Regions from separate parts of the Homo sapiens genome. Here all the other regions are linked to region 3. The links are chromatin contacts, found by Hi-C in ENCODE. All regions are on one chromosome and are shown on one strand. Each heading gives the region's core, a stretch centred on a gene start or an enhancer-like site at or near the end of the contact. The rest is flanking DNA. Distances are from core to core; before and after follow the strand shown.

What was found. A loop is a pair of places that touch in the nucleus more often than their neighbours do. Pooled maps may share reads with other maps.
Region 1: a pooled map shows a loop between it and region 3 (8-fold over the local background). The contact joins the promoter of TMX4 here to the promoter of SNRPB2 in region 3. A Hi-C loop is called at or near these places in 2 of 50 pooled maps.
Region 2: a pooled map shows a loop between it and region 3 (7-fold over the local background). The contact joins the promoter of PYGB here to the promoter of SNRPB2 in region 3. A Hi-C loop is called at or near these places in 3 of 50 pooled maps.
Region 4: a pooled map shows a loop between it and region 3 (15-fold over the local background). The contact joins the promoter of NAPB here to the promoter of SNRPB2 in region 3. A Hi-C loop is called at or near these places in 6 of 50 pooled maps.

Annotation. Positions count from the first base shown.
Region 1 is chr20:8,018,354-8,021,053 of GRCh38, reverse strand. TMX4 (thioredoxin related transmembrane protein 4) reads left to right here and starts at 1,293. Exons shown (of 8, transcript NM_021156.4): 1 at 1,293-1,616. The coding sequence starts at 1,441. TMX4-AS1 (TMX4 antisense RNA 1) reads right to left here and starts at 1,148. Exons shown (of 7, transcript NR_184034.1): 1 at 950-1,148; 2 at 1-663. RefSeq lists silencers at 1,293-1,532, 1,643-1,782.
Region 2 is chr20:25,246,770-25,249,469 of GRCh38, reverse strand. PYGB (glycogen phosphorylase B) reads right to left here and starts at 1,385. Exons shown (of 20, transcript NM_002862.4): 1 at 1,049-1,385. The coding sequence starts at 1,291. RefSeq lists silencers at 742-1,121, 1,432-1,621, 1,632-1,821, 2,002-2,081, 2,100-2,353 and an enhancer at 1,272-1,351.
Region 3 is chr20:16,728,652-16,731,351 of GRCh38, reverse strand. It overlaps SNRPB2 (small nuclear ribonucleoprotein polypeptide B2), which reads right to left and starts at 1,326. Exons shown (of 7, transcript NM_003092.5): 1 at 1,188-1,326. RefSeq lists a silencer at 869-918 and enhancers at 1,069-1,188, 1,239-1,288, 1,347-2,215.
Region 4 is chr20:23,420,231-23,422,930 of GRCh38, reverse strand. NAPB (NSF attachment protein beta) reads left to right here and starts at 1,443. Exons shown (of 11, transcript NM_022080.3): 1 at 1,443-1,626. The coding sequence starts at 1,529. RefSeq lists an enhancer at 1,065-1,254 and silencers at 1,505-1,594, 2,225-2,454.

The sequences.
Region 1 (2,700 bases), core at 44-2,543, 8.7 Mb after region 3:
GCAAAATGAACTTAGCTTCAACACTGACTGATGTTGCACCACTTTTCTTTCACCTATCTTCTTTCCATTCCCTACATTTTATTTCTGGAGCATTGTAAAACAAATTCTACACATCATTCTATCATGAAAGTGATAAAATGACAGAATTCCTGTTTATGAGTCACTTCTTTTTACAAGCACAGTAAAATGTTTTCCATTGAGTTTATGGAATTGATATGTATGTACTTAATAACAGTGAGTCTTAGTAGCATTCATTGCAAAGACATTTTCTTAAATTTCAATAGTTTGTAAACCCTTGAGTGTTTTATTTTAATGATAAGGGCTAGGTCCACATAGTTTTTAGCTAATACTAATTAATGCATAATGCAGGCCAGATCTTCTCTTCAGGCAAAATTAACTTCCCTCTCCTATAAGTATTGATTGAAATTTGCTCTCATGTGCCCTGAAGTACTTTTAGTCTTATTGCTGTCTTTGTTTTAAGCCGAGGGCAGAAACCACATCCTTTTCATGGTCTATTAACCACATTACCGAGGTTCATGGTTTGCACAACTAGTAAACACATACAAAGCACCCTTTGAGAAAGCTTCCTCATCCTTTAATTGTAATCCAGTCTTATATATTAACGGTGTGGTGGTCCCAAGGTACAGATTCATCTAATGTGACCTGGAAAGAAATTTGGAAATCACTTAAGGCTACCCTCATTTTAGATCTGACAAAACTGTAGTCAAGAGAAATGTGAGGTCCATTTTACTGCAGGTGGCAATAGTCTTAATTGACTCATTTTATCGGCTAGTACCCATGTTTTTAAGAGTTTCTATGAAATTAACATTTTTTGTAAAAAAAATGCAATTGCATAGGCTAGTTTCATCAATATCCTAAATTAGTGATGCTTCAATATACACATGCAGAGTACTTAAATTTTCCTCTCTCTTCAGCAGGAGATACTCACCACGTCCCTCCATTTTTCATTAAACATACGTGTACCTTGCAGCCCGTTGCTTTTATATTTGCTATCATTGAAGAGGGGATGGATTTTAAAATTACTGGCCATGTTTCCCTTTAGAGAAGCCCACACGCGCCAACCCTGCCCTTATTGGAGCCTGGGCAGCAGCGGTGCATGTTCTAACTTAGGCAACGTTGGGTCATCTGTTTATTGTCAGCTTGGCGGTCAGGAAGAAAGGGCGGTGGTTGCTGAGGTAACCGACACCCCGGGCAACGGCAAGTGGAGGCGGGAGGGGGCGTGGCCTCGACGGGCAAGCGGCGATAAGAGGTGGCGTCCTCCGCGGCATTGCGAGCACCGCCAGTCTGCGCCGCTAGGCGTAGGCGGGGTGGCCCTTGCGTCTCCCGCTTCCTTGAAAAACCCGGCGGGCGAGCGAGGCTGCGGGCCGGCCGCTGCCCTTCCCCACACTCCCCGCCGAGAAGCCTCGCTCGGCGCCCAACATGGCGGGTGGGCGCTGCGGCCCGCAGCTAACGGCGCTCCTGGCCGCCTGGATCGCGGCTGTGGCGGCGACGGCAGGCCCCGAGGAGGCCGCGCTGCCGCCGGAGCAGAGCCGGGTCCAGCCCATGACCGCCTCCAACTGGACGCTGGTGATGGAGGGCGAGTGGATGCTGAAATTGTGAGTGTGCCCGCCCGCCCCGGACGCCGCAGTGTCCTCGCGGGCGTCACCCTCCCAAGCCCGCGCGGCCCGGTGGCGATCCCGCATTGCCGCTTGGGCTCAACCTAAAACCCCGGACCAGGCTTGCCAACAACCTGCGGCGCCGGTGCCGGGCCGCTTGCGATCCTGCACTGCCGCTGGGCTCGACCTGGGGTCCGCGGACCCGCCTTACCAACGACCTGCGGCTGTGGGGCCCGGCCGCTCGCGCCGCGCATGCGCGCCGAGCCCTCGCGGTGACAGCCGAGGGTGCAGCGCGTCCCCTTGCTTTGGGGGACAGTGTTTTCGGGGTGGAGTGGGCAGCTTCCCATAGGGAGGAGAAGGGAAGGAAGAAAATCTGCAAGCAAACCGTGTGCTTTTAGATACAGATATGTATTGGAAGAGAAAGGACATTCAGTGACATCCACGTGCAGTATGAATACGTAGCACAGGCTAAGCAAGTTACCTGTTGAAGAAATTGCAGCACGGTGAAGGCAGGCCATTTGTGTCGTAGTCTTCCGTTTGAAGACCTGGAGATGTCATTGTGAGAATAAAACATAAATATGGATGCCTTTTAAATTTTACAGTATGATTTCAAATAAATGTTGATACTTATTATAACTTGTAAAGGTAGGACTTTCTGAGTAATATTAATAATTGTGCCATAAAGAAAAGAAGATACGCATTGCCCCTTTTAACAATAGAAAGCAAATGGTGGATAGTGCCTTTTCTTTAAGGAGATGGGAAACTACAGTTTTGAGTTAGGAGAAAGAAAGGGATTTGTTGATTATAGTTTAACCTTATAATAGGAAGTGACCATTTGAAAGAGGCTTGCAGTGGATGGTGGGCAGATGTCTGAGCGGGCTTGAGAGACCATCATGGTGGGCTTGCAGACTCTCTCTCTCTCTCTCTCTCTCTCTCTCTCTCTCTCTCTCTCTCTCCCCCTCCCTCCCTCCCTCCCTCCCTCCCTCCCCCTCTCTCTCTCTCTCCTCTCTCTCTTCTCTCTCTCTCTCTCTCCCTCCCTCCCTCCCTCTCTCTCTCTCTCCTCTCTCTCCTCTCTCTCTCTCTC
Region 2 (2,700 bases), core at 136-2,635, 8.5 Mb before region 3:
AGTGTGTCTTTTCCTCACCAGTTCTCCCTCTACGTTAGTGTAGTAGAAAGACAATTCTCCATGGTCAAGAGTTTAAAAGCAAACGACAACAACAAAAAACTGGCAACAGGGGGCTGTGCAAGACTACCATGTACCTATCAAACTGAAAACTACCATCCTATCCATTGACCTGCAAAGCTGTTTATCAGTGAAAAAGTTACAAATGTTTACGAATGAAACAGAAAATCTAAAAAACTGTATGTGCATTATACTTTTTAAAAATGTGTATGTATATTTAGGAATACCAAAAACACAGCAAGAACACAGGCCCATAGTAAACATGGTTAAGAGTAACGGGGACAATCAGTGACTTTGTTTCACTACTCAAACAAATTTTTGCAAGATATAAAAAGTAACAATTAGTAAGATGATCTCTGTCAACTTCAACCCAAGCAAATTTCTCCAAGGGAGGTGTGGGAACCTCTAAGACAGAGCCTTCTTCGAGGGCTCCATCTCCATCTCTGAGCTTCGTACCCCTCCCTGCGTGAAGCAGGCATCTTCAGTGATTTTCTTCTAAGCAGCGTACACAAAAAAAAGTCTCACAATTCCCTGCAGATTACCGAGCTCACCCCATTCCAACCCACAAGGCTGCCCAGGCCTGGTTCCAGTCCCATTTTCTCCCACAGGCTGCTGCAGGAAAACAAAGAGTGGCTGGAGGCAGGGGCGGGGAGCACCGGCTCTGCAGCCAGCGCGGAAGCGCACGGCCAGAAAGAGACCGGGAACGTCCGCCAGGCTCCCGGGCTCAGCATCATCTGCGGGGGACGGCGGACCCCGCCAGGCGCGGGCTCCCAGTGGGGCGGACCCGTGGCCGCGGCCCTGCGCAGGGGACGCCCGGGCCCCGCCGACTGCGGCTTCCAGGCGACTCCCCAGTCGGCTGTGCCTGGCCGCCGGCCGGCTAGGGGCGCAGGTAACGCCCGACGGGCCGCCCCGCAGAGACCCCCGCTGGCGCGGCTCCGGGACCGGCGCCCTCTCAGCGGGCACGGGCGCACAGGGCGGGGCAGCGCCTCACCTTGGGGTCGCGCTCGTAGTAGTGCTGCTGCGTGCGGATCCAGCGGCCCACGAGGTGGTCGCGCACCGTGTGCGCCAGCGCGAAGAAGTAGTCGCGGGGCGTGGCCACATTGCGGTCCTTGACCAGCGTGAAGTGCAAGTGCCGGTTGAAGCTCTTCCGCACCTCGGCCACGTCGCCTAGCCCCGCCAGGCCGCGCACGCTGATCTGCTTCCGCTTCTCGCTGTCCGTCAGCGGCTTCGCCATCGCGCCGGCGGAGGCGGAGGAAAAGAGATGGAGGAGGAAAGCGGCGGCACACGCGAACGCCGGGATGGTGCAGCTGCTCTGGCGCCGCTGCTCTGGCGCCCGGCACTGCGGCTCTGCGGGCGGGATGGACCGCGCCTGCGCGCCGCGCCGGGGCGGGGCCTCGGGGGGCGGGGCGGGGCCTCGGGAGGGCGGGGCGGGCGTCCAGGCTCATAGCTGAGATCTCTGGTGTAGTCCGAGGCGGCAGCGACCTGTCCACGCCACCTGAGCGTGGTGTTTGCCCCCTCGTTGGGCAAGCCCGGCAGAAAGTGGGAGCGACTGGAGGGGGCAAGGGACCCGGGGCCTCGGAGCGTGCCGTCGTGGCCGCTCCTGCCAGCCCGGGGACGGTGCGGGAAGGGGGCCCTGCCCTCCGGCCCTCGGGTTCCTGGGACCGGCCCTCCCGCCCTGCACCGGGTCACCAGGTGCCCCGCGGGAGCGCGCTGGGCTCGGGCTGTGGCCGAGACCTGGTACACGTTCGGGGAAACTGATTACAGCTTGAAAGGCATCCACCAACGCCTGCTGGGCCCGGTCTTCTCTGTCCGGGGCAGGGCGGCTCTGAAAATACCAGCTATTTGCTTGCCACTCCAGGCCGATGACAGACGTGGAGAAAACCAGCTGCCAGCGAGCTGGAGACGCCCGTTCCCGAGGGCGCGAGGCAGCCACAGCCAAATGCCACCACGACCCCGCCTCGGAGGGACCGCAGCCCCCTAGCCCTCGGAGAAACCCTGTTCCCGAAACCACCTGGCAGACGCTGTCCGCTTTGAGATTACAGCAGGGAGAAGGAAACATGCCCGTCTGGCCGGGGAGCTCAGCCACTAACCGAGACTTAGCCTCTGTCATCCCAATCCAGGCTGCAGCTCCAGATAGGGGGCGTCTGCACACAGCTTCCCACACTTGGCCCCGCGGAACACAGTCCTGCTGGCCTCAGCCTGTGGGAACCCTGCTTCATGTAAAGGTCACCTAAACTCTGCCTTCCCTCAACCCCTTCAAACTCTGCCTTTCCCTTCGTTCTTGGGAGGCGCTCCCTCATTGCAGTGGGTCAGTACACCCGATTTTGTGGACCACAGGTTTGCTCCTGGTGGTCTTGGGCTGAAGGGGCTGCAAAGGTTACTGAATTTCGTGGAGGTAAAAATTGCCCGCAGGAAATGTCATGAAAGTCCAGGTGCAGTAGGTTTCCTGGTGTGATGCTTCAAAGTTATCTTCTTACCTGGAGCCCCTTCCAGCTGCAGACTTCAGAGGTCGGAGGTTAATCAATCTGGAATGACCCCACAGCCCACCCAGCTCCAGCTCGGGATTCACTCCTGCACTATGTCCTAGGGATTCTGGAGCCAACAAGATCGAACTTCGGGCACAGATGGCAGGGCTGTGGGGTC
Region 3 (2,700 bases), core at 77-2,576:
TAAAATGTAGATTTGAAGAAAAATGACCAAAGTAGCAAATGTACATCCAGTAAAAATCATAAGGTTAGACATTAATGAAGTTTGCCAACTACTTAATGGGTGCACTTACAAAGTCCTTCCATACCTATTAATTTGTATACAGCATCACCAAGCTGTCTGGACTCCAAGGTTATCTCTAACCGACTTGAAAGAAAGGAGCTCAATGACAGCAGTGTGGCATGACGATTAAACTCAGATTCCAGTATCAGCCAGATGTGAATTCAAATCCTATTTATGCTTCTTACTAGCTGTTTGCCTGAGGGAAGTTCCTTAACCTCTCAGGTCCTCATCAGTAAAATAAGAATGGTAACAGAACCTACCCAATAGAACTCAGAAGACTAAATGAATTCTAGCACAGTTCTGCATCAGCGGTAAACACTTAAGAGTAGCTATTATTAACAGCTATTACCAGGTAAGGAACTTGCCTAAGGTCACACAGCTAATAAGCATCAGGCCTGGAAATTCAGCCCTTGCTTTCTCCTCTACACTTGTCTTCCTCATATACCACACTATTGCATTTTTTACATGGTTTTTACTTGCAAATTGTGAACTTGGATGATTTCCTTGTGTGCCCCACATATTCCTTTATCTCACAGTATTTACAGAGCATCCACTGTATGTGAACTGCATTGGATGATTGACAAGGGAAGAGCCTACAAGCAGGGGCTGCACTTGTGCAGGTAACAGGTAAAACGTAACGCTTCTCAAAGCCTTGCGACCCCCTAAATCGAAATCTGGAGAAGGGGCAGGGGTCGCAAAGGAGACGACGAAAGGGAAGTGACTGAGGCAGAGGTCAAAGTGAAGGTAGGGGGACAAAGGGGAGGCTCTTGCAGGGTTTCATGCGAGGTTTGATCGTGGGCTGCGTTGTTACAGGGACACCCTGAATTACCCGCCACCACCAAAAGGGAGCCGCTGGAAGACACCTGAAAGCGCAGTGAACTGTCCACGCCTCGCACGAGCAGACTGACATTAACTATCCTTTACTTCGTACGCGCAAGCCTCCCGCCTCTCCAGACACAAGCACCTTCGCCCAAGGCCCCCTAACGAAGTCCAAGGGAGCTGCCACGCGATGCCCGGCCCCAGAGTCAGTCTCCTCACCCCCAAGCCTGCCCCTCCGAGATCCAAACCCGGGCCAAACGCGTACCCACCCCAGCTTCGCGCTTCGTCCGCTCCCAGCTGCAACAGGGGAGAAAAGGGCCGAGGAGCCAGGAAAACCGAAACAGCGAGGTAGAAGGCGCACGAACCCACCTAAGGCCTACGCCGACTACTGTAAGAACCAAAAGCAGGAAACGGAGCCAGGCACCGGAAGCAACGTAGCCACGCTCCTCAATCGAGCGCCGACAAGTCTAGAAGCCGAGCACAGAGCCGATCGATGCTTCCGGGTCTCTGGCAGCCAGGGCTGGCAATCTCTCTGCGCGTGCGTCTGCCCTGCGGGCAGGAGAAGAGTCCGGAAATGGAAATGGGGAAAGAGAAGGGGGTTGTGAGGACCATGCTGCGAGGGAATAGTGAAGGGGAGTGAATCATTTCCCCTACCACGACCTTGCGAAGCTTTACCCGGCGCAACAGTGCCTTCCACCTTTACAAATCCTATGTAATTTTACAGGCGCTGCCCCTCATGCTATGGGGCAGTTAGTCCTGGTTTCGCCCTTCTTTGGGCTCTAGCTACCCCGGTTTAAAATCACCTTTAGGATAGCCAGTTCCTCCTGCCTCCGAGTCTCCTCTGATTCATGGGGCTCTGCAGGAACTGTCCTCCAACACTGTGCTGATGAACTTGAATCTCAGAGGCTACTCAGTTTGAGGGCCCAGGGCAGACAGAACTGGTGTCTGCCCAATTCTCATCTCTCACCAGATAAGGCAACCATGCTGACTAGAACCCAGTCATCTGTAAGATCATCTGCCTCAATTCACTCGAAAAAATAATTCCCTACCACCCTTCCCACTCTTTTCTTCCAACAAAAGGTCTAGATTTTTCTAGGGTATTCTAAGGAGTTAGTATTTATGCCAAGCTGAATGGGAGTTCCCAAAGTGCATGCATTCATTCATCCATCCATTCATCAGATGTCTGTAAAGCATCACCTGGAATATGAAATGGTTGTTAAGAGTCAACTGGAACCTAATCTTGTACCCTCTGCTTAACTAATCTCTCTGACCTTCACTTTTTTCATCTGTAAAATAGGGATCCTAATAGTACCTCCTTCTAGTTGTTGTAAGCATTAAATGAGCTAAAATAAATGTAAAGTGATTGGCACATTGTCAGACACAATAAATGCTCAAAAATGTTATTTCTGAATTCTGGCTATAACTTGGTTCTACTGGTGAGGCAGGTAGCTGTCAAATAAGTTGGTTTTATCAGCTGGGAATTTTTATTTTTTAAAAACACCCAAAGTTGCAACAACTTGAAAATAATATAAGCTTTTTAAGGGTGGGGTTTTTGTCTGCTCTGTTCACTCAAGTACCCTTAGTAATGGGAAAAGTGACTGATAATTAATATGCATTGGATAATTCAATGAATGACATGGAAAACTAGGCAACAGTAAAACAAATATGCTTTGAACATGCACCTGAGTGTAGAGAATGTTAAGGGATCACAGAAAAGCATCGTTTTATTATATAGATCTAAAACTAGAAGAAATGGCTGAGTGTAGTAGCTCACACCTGTAA
Region 4 (2,700 bases), core at 194-2,693, 6.7 Mb before region 3:
CTGTGTGCTTTAGGATAGGGATGGAGAGTTCTTTTCAAAATGTGCATTTTCTAGACCCCAGCTGCAAGAGACCTTGATACCAAAACCCAGTGGCCTAGGAATCAGTATTTCTTAAATATCCATTAGAGCTTCTGCATCGAACCACGTTAGGGAACAACTGATTTAATCAACACACTGATTTACTTAGGAGCTTTTGACTTAGCCTCACTCCATTAAGCCCCCATAGACTGCTCTGCTTTCCAAATGCTTATGTTCACTTTTTACAGTTTTTCTCTGGTCTCCCCTGCATTTACGGTCACCTCCAATTTCCCGCCTCCTTCTCTCTCCAAAAACACACAGCTCAGCTTTTCAAAGTTAGAATAATGCATGTAGTAATCGTAAATAAACTGCACGAAGAGCTGAGATTTCTTTCTATCTCTACGGAGTCCTGAAATGTATGAACTCTGTGACATGTGCTTTAGTCAACTTTCTTTCTAGGAGTTTGGCCCCTCTTGCCTTGCCCTCTACAGACAGTCTTCATTTTCTAAAATTTTGCATGCCAGTGCCCAGAGTGTATTTATTAACAGTTTGAAACTGTCATAAATCTCACTTGGCAGTGATTTTCTTATTAGTTTCAGCATCTCTGCCTTAGCACTGCCAAGCTTGAATGGTCTAGACATTGTCTTCAAAAATAACTCCCTCTGGGACAGGCCTGAAAGTCTCTGGCACAGGATCCCATCTATCTATGGATACTTCTCCTAGGAGATTAGAAGTCTTCCTGGCAGGCAAACATTTTGTCCCTGGAGATCCATCCACTATGGCCAGTATTATGTAAAGGATAAGAGTTCAATGGTTCACATCCATTGAATATAATTCAGTCAACAAAAGAGTGGATTATGCATATATTGCATATATGCAACTCATTTATAACCAAGGAAGAGAGGACCAACAGAAAGTTACAGTTTGGGGAGATTTAAAAATAACTGAACTTATATTGGGGACGTCTTGCTCTTGGAGATAAAAATGGCTCTTATTGCCAGCTGTTGCTCGTTTTTTGGTGGGCGGTATCAAGCATGTGATGCTTTGGTGGCTACACCAGATTCTCTTTTGCAGAACTTGCATGAAGGGTGTGGGTTCCATCCAATCTGTTATCCCCTGTTCCTTCATCCATCCCATTGCCATGCGAGTCTTACTGAGGAGGTGATCTTTACTAGAGGCCACGGATCATTTTTCCATTTCTGCATACATACAAAATTAAAGTTCACCTTGGCCCAGGACCCCTTTGGGGGGGTCACGCCCCCTGCGCCGACGTCCTGGGAGCTAGCGGTGCGCAAGCTCGGCTCACACACACCCCGCCCCGGGGCCTCCTGGGAACTGTAGTAGGCGGCTCGCGAATCCCCGCCGCCATGACAGGACCCGGACTACAGCTCCCGAAAGGCCTCGCGCGTCGCGCCTGCGCCTGCGTCCCTGCGGCCGCCAGAGGGAGGGTTAAGGCGCCTGGGCGCACAGCGAGCCGGCTGAGGGGGCTGTGGCGGCCGCGGCGGGCGACATGGACAACGCGGGGAAGGAGCGTGAGGCAGTACAGCTGATGGCGGAGGCCGAGAAGCGAGTCAAGGCCTCCCACTCCTTCCTCCGAGGGCTGTTTGGGTGAGCGCCAGACCGTGCGTGCCCTGGGGGGGGGGGGTCTCCGTACTTGGCCCCCTTCCTTTCAGGCTGACCCCCCGAGTCCCCCACGCAACCTCTGGGGCCCTCAGACCACGTCTAGGGGCCCTCAGCCTGCAGGCGCCCTCCAGAAATCCTGTAGGGTCCCCCAGCGCCCCCTGGAGCCCCCAGGACGCCCAGGGGCCCTCAGTCCGCACGCGCCCTCCAGAGACCCCACAGGCCCCCCCAGGGTCCCTGGAAACCCCGCATCCTCCCAGGGGCTCTCAGCCCCCACGCGCACTTTAGAGACCCCCTAGGGCCGGCAGAACTCCCCAGGGTTCCTCAGCCCCCACACGCTCTCCGGATCCCCTAACACGCCCCCTTAGAATCCCCAGAGTCTCACAGGGACCCTCAGCCCCCACGCGCCTTTCAGAGAACCCCTAGGACCCCCAGAGCTCCCCAAGCGCCCCACGAAGCCCCTAGAACACTCTGGGGGGGGGGCTGTCAGCCTCACGCGCCCTCTGGAGACCCCAGATCGCCCCCCTCGCCCTGGCCCGGGTTGGTGCGGGGGTCCCACGACCTAGAAGGTCAGCGGCTCCCTGAGGCCCGCGGGCGCGGTAGCTCGGGGCGCGCGTGGGGCCCCCTTCTCAGTGCGTAGCGAGTCGTATTGGTGCATTTCGCCACGCTGAAGCCCGTATCGCTCCTGAGACCGGTCCGGGTGAGGCGCGCCGGGGTGGAGCCGGAGGGGTGGGTGCGGGGGCCGCCCCCGGCGCCTGGAACGCGCACCTGGGGGCGTCCCGCCTGCAGGTGGGCCCCGCCGGGGAGGGGGCGGTCCGGCGAGGGATCCAGAGCTGGTGTGCTTGTTGGCCTCTCTCCAGGGGCCTTGCGCCGAGTACACCTTTAGTAAATACTTGACTAATGAACGAATATATTTTCTCAGCATAGTATTTTTCCTTCTCCGGAGATTGATTGATAGCCAGAGCCTCCTGTTTGATTAACGGTAACGCTGCTGCTGTTTAAGTCAGGCGTCCTTTGGGAATCCCTTTAATTTCCTGTAATTCTTCCGTGCTCTCCTAAGGA